2 separate regions of the Homo sapiens genome follow, and region 2 is linked to region 1. A link is a contact called in ENCODE Hi-C or POLR2A ChIA-PET data. All regions are on one chromosome and are shown on one strand. Each heading gives the region's core, a stretch centred on a gene start or an enhancer-like site at or near the end of the contact. The rest is flanking DNA. Distances are from core to core; before and after follow the strand shown. Region 1 holds the start of RTL10 (retrotransposon Gag like 10). Region 2 holds the start of LINC00896 (long intergenic non-protein coding RNA 896).

Region 1 (3,558 bases), core at 81-2,580:
CACAAGGCCTGCACACACCTTCATCCCACATCTCCTATCTGCTGGCCATCCCCCCTCAGGGTGAGTTCCTCCAGGTACCTCCCAGGGTGGCCTGCAGCACTAGAACCTGCCAGGGCCACTGGCCCTACCTCCACCACCCAAACACTCTGGAATCCCTCAGGTCTGACCCCCCTCTGGGGGGGGGGTCTTCACCTGAAAGCCCAGCCCATGACCCTGGCTTCCCACCTTACTGCAGGATTATACTAAGGCCTGGACGTGAGTCGAGTCCAGTCCAGTCCCTCACTGAGCTCTAAAAAAGCAGTGACCCCGATCCAGGGCCCAGCTCCCACCACCAGCCAAGGTTAGGTATCCAGGTTGCCCACAATGACCACACCCCATGCCCGGGAGCCACAGTGTGCTACCCAGATCTCTGCCTTCCCTTCTTCCCAGTCCCCTACCCTGCCCACTCACCTGCGCACCTGTGTCCCCTGCAGTCTGGGAGAAGGCTTCCCTGCACCAGCCAGCCAGGCCTGCTTTGGGCCTGAGCCTTCCTAACCCTGGGCCGCACTCTCACCATTTTGAGAACCTTAGCCCTCCCACGCCTATCAGTCTGTTGGTCCCCCTACTTTTCTCCCCACACTGCCTGGCATAGAAGACTTTCGGCCCTTCTAGACTGGACAGCACTATCCTAAAGGGGCAGGTACCACGGCGCATGTGTGTTTGCCCCCACAAGGCCAAAGGCAGCACCTGGAACGCTGGAGCCGTTCTCTGCTCTGGGGAGACCCAGGAGCCCCAAGAACAAAACCTGCCCAAAGCCTTAAAGCAAGCTGAGTGCAGACGACTGCACCGCCCGCCCCCCAGCAACCGCCATGCAGGAAATACGAGCTCACAAGGCCCACGGCAACAAGAAGCCCACCCACCTGAGGCTACGCGAATCGCCCGCGAAGAGGGTCCTGGGATCCGTAGCCACAGACCGTGGGACGGGCCTCCCTCTGAGGGCGAGAGTCCAGGCGCCACCTAGAAAGTGGAGAACGAGATCGGCCGCCGTGAGGCCAGGCAAGGAGCGGGCGCGGCTTCCCGAGACTGCGAGAACGGCCCAAATGTCTCCAGGTGCCCCCACAAACCCCCGGCGCGGACCGAGAAACTGAGGCCCGCAGACCGAAGGCACTGCGACCCAGGCTGGGGCTCCGAGTGCCCCTCTGCGGATCAGAAGTCGGGAAAAGACGCAGGGGCGCAGCTCCAGGCCCGCGTGCACGGAGTTCAAGCCGGCCGCCCGGGCTCCCGCCTCCACACTGACCCTCTTGCCGGAGTCGGGAACGCCTGCTCCTAGGAGCGCCGCGCAGCGTCCAGAGACCGATTACATCGCGCAGCCACGCCCCCAGCGTGCGCGCGGCCGCCGTGTACGACCCGGCGCATGCTCCCGGCACGCTCCACGCGCTCCTCCCATCCAGGCCGCGCCTGCGCTGTATGCCGTGTGGCCGCTACCTCGCAGGCTCTCCCGGTCCCTGCTGGCGCGGCAGTGCCGCGCGGTGGGTGATGGGAGAGCGCGCCCATTCCCACGCCGCGCCAAGTGCCACGGGATCAGGTGGGGCCGCGTGTACAGGCGCGAGACGGTCGGGCCAAAGCTGCCCCTCATGATCCCCAGCGGACGGTGCCCGGCGGTCCCTCAGATCCGGGAAATCTGCACCCGGCTGTGGCGTAGACCGAGGGGCCGATGCTGCTTCAGCCCGCCGTTACTGCCCTGGCGTCAGCCAGACACTGGGGTGCTGCTGGGCGTCGAGAGGGCTGCTGCGGGGCCGGGCTAAGCCTGGGGGGCTGCAGGTGTCGGGGTGGATGTGGGCATAGCGGGGCTGCTGGGCCTCGTGAGCGCCCTGGAACGGCGTGCCCGCGGAGTGCCTCTCATCACTCATTGCCAGTGCGGGGAACCTTGTTAGGGCCCGGTTCGACGTAGCTGCAGGCTGGGCGCCAGAGGCAGGGGGCAGGCAGTCCGAGAGGACCCTCTACCTGCATACCTGGGGGCTGCAGGCAGGGCCTCTGGGCCTCCTTGTTGTGGATATAATTGTGTGCTTCCCGACTCAGGCCGAGGCTGGACCCGGAGACGACAGCGAGGGCAGGCTACCAAGCCCTCCCCACAGGGCCGTGCCCAGCCCAAGCCTGCCGAGTCAGCACCCAGATCCTGGGACAAGATAGGTGAGGATGAAGTGGTGGTGCTCTTCTCACTTGCACAAGCCGTCCCACGCCACCTCTCCTCGGCTTCACGGTGCCTAGAGAAGAGGTGGGAGAGGGTGCAGGCGCCCCAGCTCAGGATCTGATGCCTGTGGGCCAAGGACCTGGATGCAAGCCAGGAGTCCTTGGGGCCACGGGCAGGCAGCCGGATTCACCGGAAAGTGACGCTTCTCAAGGGGAACACACACGTAACACACCAGCTCCCTTTCTGCCCTGGTCCAGTGACTCCTTTCATGAAAGCTCTCTGAAATGTTATCTGCATTTACACCCAAACTCACTCACTTTGATCCCTGAAACGCGAATCAAAGGTCACATTGTACCTTCCCTGGGTCTGTGGGGCTTTCAGCAGCCTGGGCCAAAAATAATAAAAGTGGCACCGAGCCAGGAAACGCCTCCTTGAAGTGGGAATGAAATTTGGATTTTTTTCGGTTGTATCTTTCCTAATTGACCTGATAATTTAAACTTCCTCCCTCAAGGGAAAGGTGGGGGTTCCCACAAATTCAGCTTACCTCAGCCTCAAGGCAGCTCAGTCTACAGCTCAGCGCCCATCAGCAGAGTGGGCAGTGGGCCTGTGGAAGAAATGAATCCAACTGAGCCAGAAAAGGCCTTTTTTGGTCCAAATTTTTTTTTTCTTTCAGGCCCTCTCCTGTGTATAACTGTCATGCACCGCATAACAACGTTTTGGTCAACTAGGGACCACATATGTAACTGGTCATCCAGTAAGCTATAGTTATTTTATTATTGAAGAAAGAAAATTTTTAGGCCAGGCGCTGTGGAGGCTCATGCTTGTAATCCCAGCATTTTGGGAGCCCAAGGCGGGCAGCTCATTTGAGGTCAGGAGTTTGAGACCAGCCTGGTCAACATGGTGAAACCCTGTCTCTACCAAAAATACAAAAAATTAGCCGGGCGTGGTGGTATGTGCCTGTAATCCCAGCTACTTGGGAGGCTGAGGCAGGAGAATCGCTTGAACCCAGGAGGCGGAGGTTGCAGTGAGCTGAGATTGTGCTACTGCACTCCAGCCTGGGCAATAGAGTGAGACTCCATCTCAAAAAAAAAGGAAAATGTTTAATATAAGTGTGTTGCAGCCTAAGTGTACAGTGTTTATAAAGTCTAAAGTAGTGTACAATAATGTCTTAGGCCTTCACATTCACTCACCACTCACACCCACAGCAACTTCCAGTCCTGCACCTCTGTTCATGGCAAGTGCCCTAACCAGTTCTATTTTTTATTTTTTGCACTGTACTTTTACTGTACCTTTGCTATGATTAGGTGCACTAATACCACTGTGTCACAATTGCCTACATTGTTCAGTAGAGTCACTGTGCAAGTTTGTAGCCCAGGAGCAACAGGCCT
Region 2 (3,479 bases), core at 177-2,676, 350 kb after region 1:
GCCGCTGAATTATGGATTTAATAGCAGAGAAGCCTTGCAGGCCGCCTGTGCTGGCTCGGGAAACCGGGGCCCAGCCGGGGCCTGTCACGGTCCTGGTGCCGCCCTGCTTCCTGTCGGCGCCACGGAGCAAGCGGAGAGATTTATCTTCCCGGCTTTAAGAGGTACTAACGGAGGAGGCTGAGAGGCAGGAGCTGAATAATTGATGGCCTTCTCTGGCTCAGGATCTGCTGAAAATGACACGGTGCAAGGCAGAGGGGCTGAGAGTGCTGACCACAAAATGCTGAGAAGCCACTCCAGGGCGGTCACGGCCAGAAGGAGGACCCCCACTCAGGACGGGGTCACAGGCATTTGGGGCGGGTGTCAGAGGCTCCTGCCCTGGGTCATTCCAGGGGGCCAGGATACCCAGAAGCTGGGCCTAGAGGCCCACAGGGCTGGCTCACCCCCACTTCCCTCTCACACGCCTGCCATCACCGGTGCTTCAGCCCAGCAACCCCATGGCTCGTTGGCCCCGTCCACAGCCCCCACTGCCTCCTGTGTGCTGGGCGTGGGCCTCTGAGCTCTACTCTCAGCCTCCTTAGCCCCAGGAGAGGAGTGGAGGACAGGGGTTTAACGTGGGGTGTGGTGCGGAGCGGGGAGGGCTGTGGCGCCCCCTCAGCCCCTCCTTTCCTAACAGCCTCAGCCTCCCCCCTGGAGAATCCCCTACCTGCTGGGCACATCTGGCCTCTCCCCACCATTCTGTCTCCAGCCGGGAGATCTCTACCCAGTGAAACAGTGAAACAGGAAGGGTTCCCTGGTTACCCCGCGCAGGGCGCAGGGCATGCAGCGGGGGAGTGGCTCGCTTCTTCAGTGCCCCACCGCTCACACCTCTAGGGGAGCATACAGACGGGCAGGCTGTGGGGCTCTGACCCCATGGCAGTGTCTGGGGGTGAATGTTTACAGCTCTTGAAACCCCAGTGGGAGTGCGTTACCGGGTGGTCTTTTAGTCTAGCGGTCTGTAGGTGGCTGGTGAGAGTGAGCTCAATTAGACCCCTGCCTTATAACAAGGACAGAGGAATTTCTGTATCCCAGGGTTTCTTGCCTTGGTGTACCAAAAAATTGGATCACACGTGGGCTTGGAGAATGAGTGCAAGGTTTTATTGAGTGGAAGTAGCTCTCAGCAGATGGGGGAGCCAGAGGGGAGATGGTTTTCCCCTGGAGTCAGGCAACATTCTCGGGATGTCCAGCAGCTTGTCTTCTTCCACCAGTGTGTTCCTCTCCCCACACAGAGGCTTCTGTCTCTGCCTTGCTAGGGTCTTGGGTTTTTATAGGCATAGGATGGAGGCATGGCAGGCCAGGGTGGTCTTGGGAAATGCAACATTTGGGCAGGAAATGCCTGTCCTCACCTAGGTTCGTGGGGGTGGAGCCCTAGGCAGGGACCACGCCCTTCTCTACGGAGCACTTCCCGTCCCTCCTCTGTATCATTTAAAGGGACCACGCTTTTCCCTTCTCAGCACTTCCTTTCCGTATCAACAGGAGGCCAGGGACTGGCTGGACCCCTAGGAGCCAGGTCCTACGGATAGGTGAGCCGGCCCCCCAGGGCAAACACCTCCACTGGGCAGACCTGACTGCCCAGAGCTGGATTCTTTACTTGTAAAAGGGGCCATGAGTGACACAGGCTCGGCCTGCTGTGCCTTGAGGAAAGGAGAGGCTAAAAATTCTGCCTTCTCTCCTAAAGCCAGCCGGGCTCTTTATGGTGGGGGAAGGAAGGATTTGTTTATTTGCACTCTTCTGAAATAAAAGTTCTCTATCCTCCCTCCTGGCTGGAGTTGGGAGGGCCCCATGGGTGGGCTCTGAGATGTGGCACACGGTACCCAGGGCAGGGCTGGGAAGGGTGGGGTGCAGGGGCCTCCCTGGCTGCAGGGCCCACCCACCAGGTGCCTGGGCTTGCTGCACTGAGCAGGCATGGGCTCTGGCCCCCCTCACTGTCCCTTCCAGGCCCAGCCTGTGTTCAGGGCCCAGGACAGGGTCTGGCCAGCAGGCCCCAGGCCTCCAAGATGTTCTCAGCCTCTGGAGTGTGTGTGATGATGAGCACTCATGGAGCTTCCTGTATGCTGGGCCCTGGGCTTCTGAGAGGGCCACCGGGTGGCGACTGAGTCACGAGGTGGAGGGCCAGTCCCAGGGACTCCAGGTGACCTCGTGTCGGCACCACGCCCTTCTCCCATGGGCAGTCCTGGGCGCCCCTTCCTGGCCTTGGGCCCAGTGGCCTGTGGCCTGACCCCGTCCACTCCTGCTTGGTTGTCCCAGCAGCAGCAGGAGCCCATGCTGGAGAAGGTGTTATGGGGCAGGTGGAGGGCCCGGCTGACTCAGATGATCCCCCAAGTTTCTTTTCAATGAACACTTGTTTAGTGCAGTTTTTCCTCCTCAAATCCCCCTCACACAGGCAGACACCCTCTTGGCCCAGGGTAATCTGCTGAGCCTTTGCTCAAATATAGCAGCTTTGCTGCTTTCTAAACACAACTAATCCAATTTGGGATTTGGGGATTCGAGGTGGGCAGCACTGGGCCTCAGATGAGCCCCCATCACCCCAGACCCATGCAGGAAGAGCCAGGCAGGGTGGGGCCCTGGGGCCACCTGGTGGGCTCAGGGCCAGGGCATCGCGATGTCCCCATCCTTCACACTACGGGGCTTCCTGGCTGCAGAGTTGGGGACTCAGCTGGGAATGCTGGCCATAGAGGCAGAGAGCCCCCATCCTGCTGGGCCAGCCCTGACCTGGCTTCTCCAGGGTGGCCCAGTGTCCCCTTCTGCCCTTCCCCTGGCTCCCACCGTCCACATCCCTCTATCTGCCCACCCTGGACAACAACCAGCACAGTGCAGTGTGGCCCTGCAGTGACACCACCTGCAGAGAGGTCAGGCCCAGCCTCCCCCGTCTCCTAAAAGGCCAGCAGGTCCCAGGAGCTGGGGGTGGGGCCTGGCTGTGGGGCCTCCATGCCCCAGGGGCCAGGGCAGACCCTCCTTAGCCGGCAACCACTGCAGATTCCTCCCCTGGCCAGCACTCGGGGACCTCCCTGCCCCTGCCCCGTCCCCCTACCTTGCCTGCTGAGACATAGGGCTCCACGGGTCTCTCTCCTGGGGCCGGGCTGACTGTGGCCTGCGAGGGGCAGTCATCGTGTTGGGTTTTCCTGCCAGAGGCAGAAACCACAAAATTACCTGGAACATACACGCCCCAAGTGACAGATTCAATTCAATTCCACAAATATTGACCTCGCGTCTAATCCACTCGTCCTCCAGTGCCAGCTCATTCCTGAGAAGCCCAGCCTGGCAGCCGCAGATCCCATTTAATCCCAGCCCCACAATGTCACCAGCTCGCAGCTTGGGAGCTGGGCTCATCCAGGCCCTGGCAGGTGGGGCCAGAGCTGGGCTCTGACCTCTGTACCCACACTTACCACCATGTAAAGTGCTGGGAAGAGGGGTGGGGAGTCACGGCAAGTTGAGGGTCCAGG

What was found. Hi-C counts contacts between places; a loop is a spot of excess contacts on that map. ChIA-PET counts read pairs that join two places held with the same protein, here RNA polymerase II (POLR2A). Pooled maps may share reads with other maps.
Region 2: a loop to region 1 is called in a pooled map, with 5 times the contacts of the local background. The contact joins the promoter of LINC00896 here to the promoter of RTL10 in region 1. A Hi-C loop is called at or near these places in 1 of 168 maps with a recorded cell type or tissue (transverse colon) and 2 of 50 pooled maps. POLR2A ChIA-PET finds 5 or more read pairs at or near these places in 2 of 52 experiments (GM12878 and activated CD4-positive, alpha-beta T cell).

The regions. Positions count from the first base shown.
Region 1 is chr22:19,853,544-19,857,101 of GRCh38, forward strand. It overlaps RTL10 (retrotransposon Gag like 10), which reads right to left and starts at 1,331. Exons shown (of 3, transcript NM_024627.6): 1 at 1,117-1,331; 2 at 900-996. GNB1L (G protein subunit beta 1 like) reads right to left here and starts at 1,331. Exons shown (of 8, transcript NM_053004.3): 1 at 1,277-1,331; 2 at 900-996. It overlaps LOC124905080 (a long non-coding RNA gene), which reads left to right and starts at 1,429. Exons shown (of 2, transcript XR_007068005.1): 1 at 1,429-2,169. RefSeq lists enhancers at 1-439, 1,862-2,341.
Region 2 is chr22:20,204,906-20,208,384 of GRCh38, forward strand. LINC00896 (long intergenic non-protein coding RNA 896) reads left to right here and starts at 1,427. Exons shown (of 1, transcript NR_026919.1): 1 at 1,427-3,479. It overlaps LOC105372862 (a long non-coding RNA gene), which reads right to left. Exons shown (of 3, transcript XR_938009.3): 2 at 3,068-3,158; 3 at 1,113-1,340. LINC02891 (long intergenic non-protein coding RNA 2891) reads right to left here and starts at 13. Exons shown (of 4, transcript NR_038460.2): 1 at 1-13. RefSeq lists enhancers at 1,544-1,783, 2,992-3,479.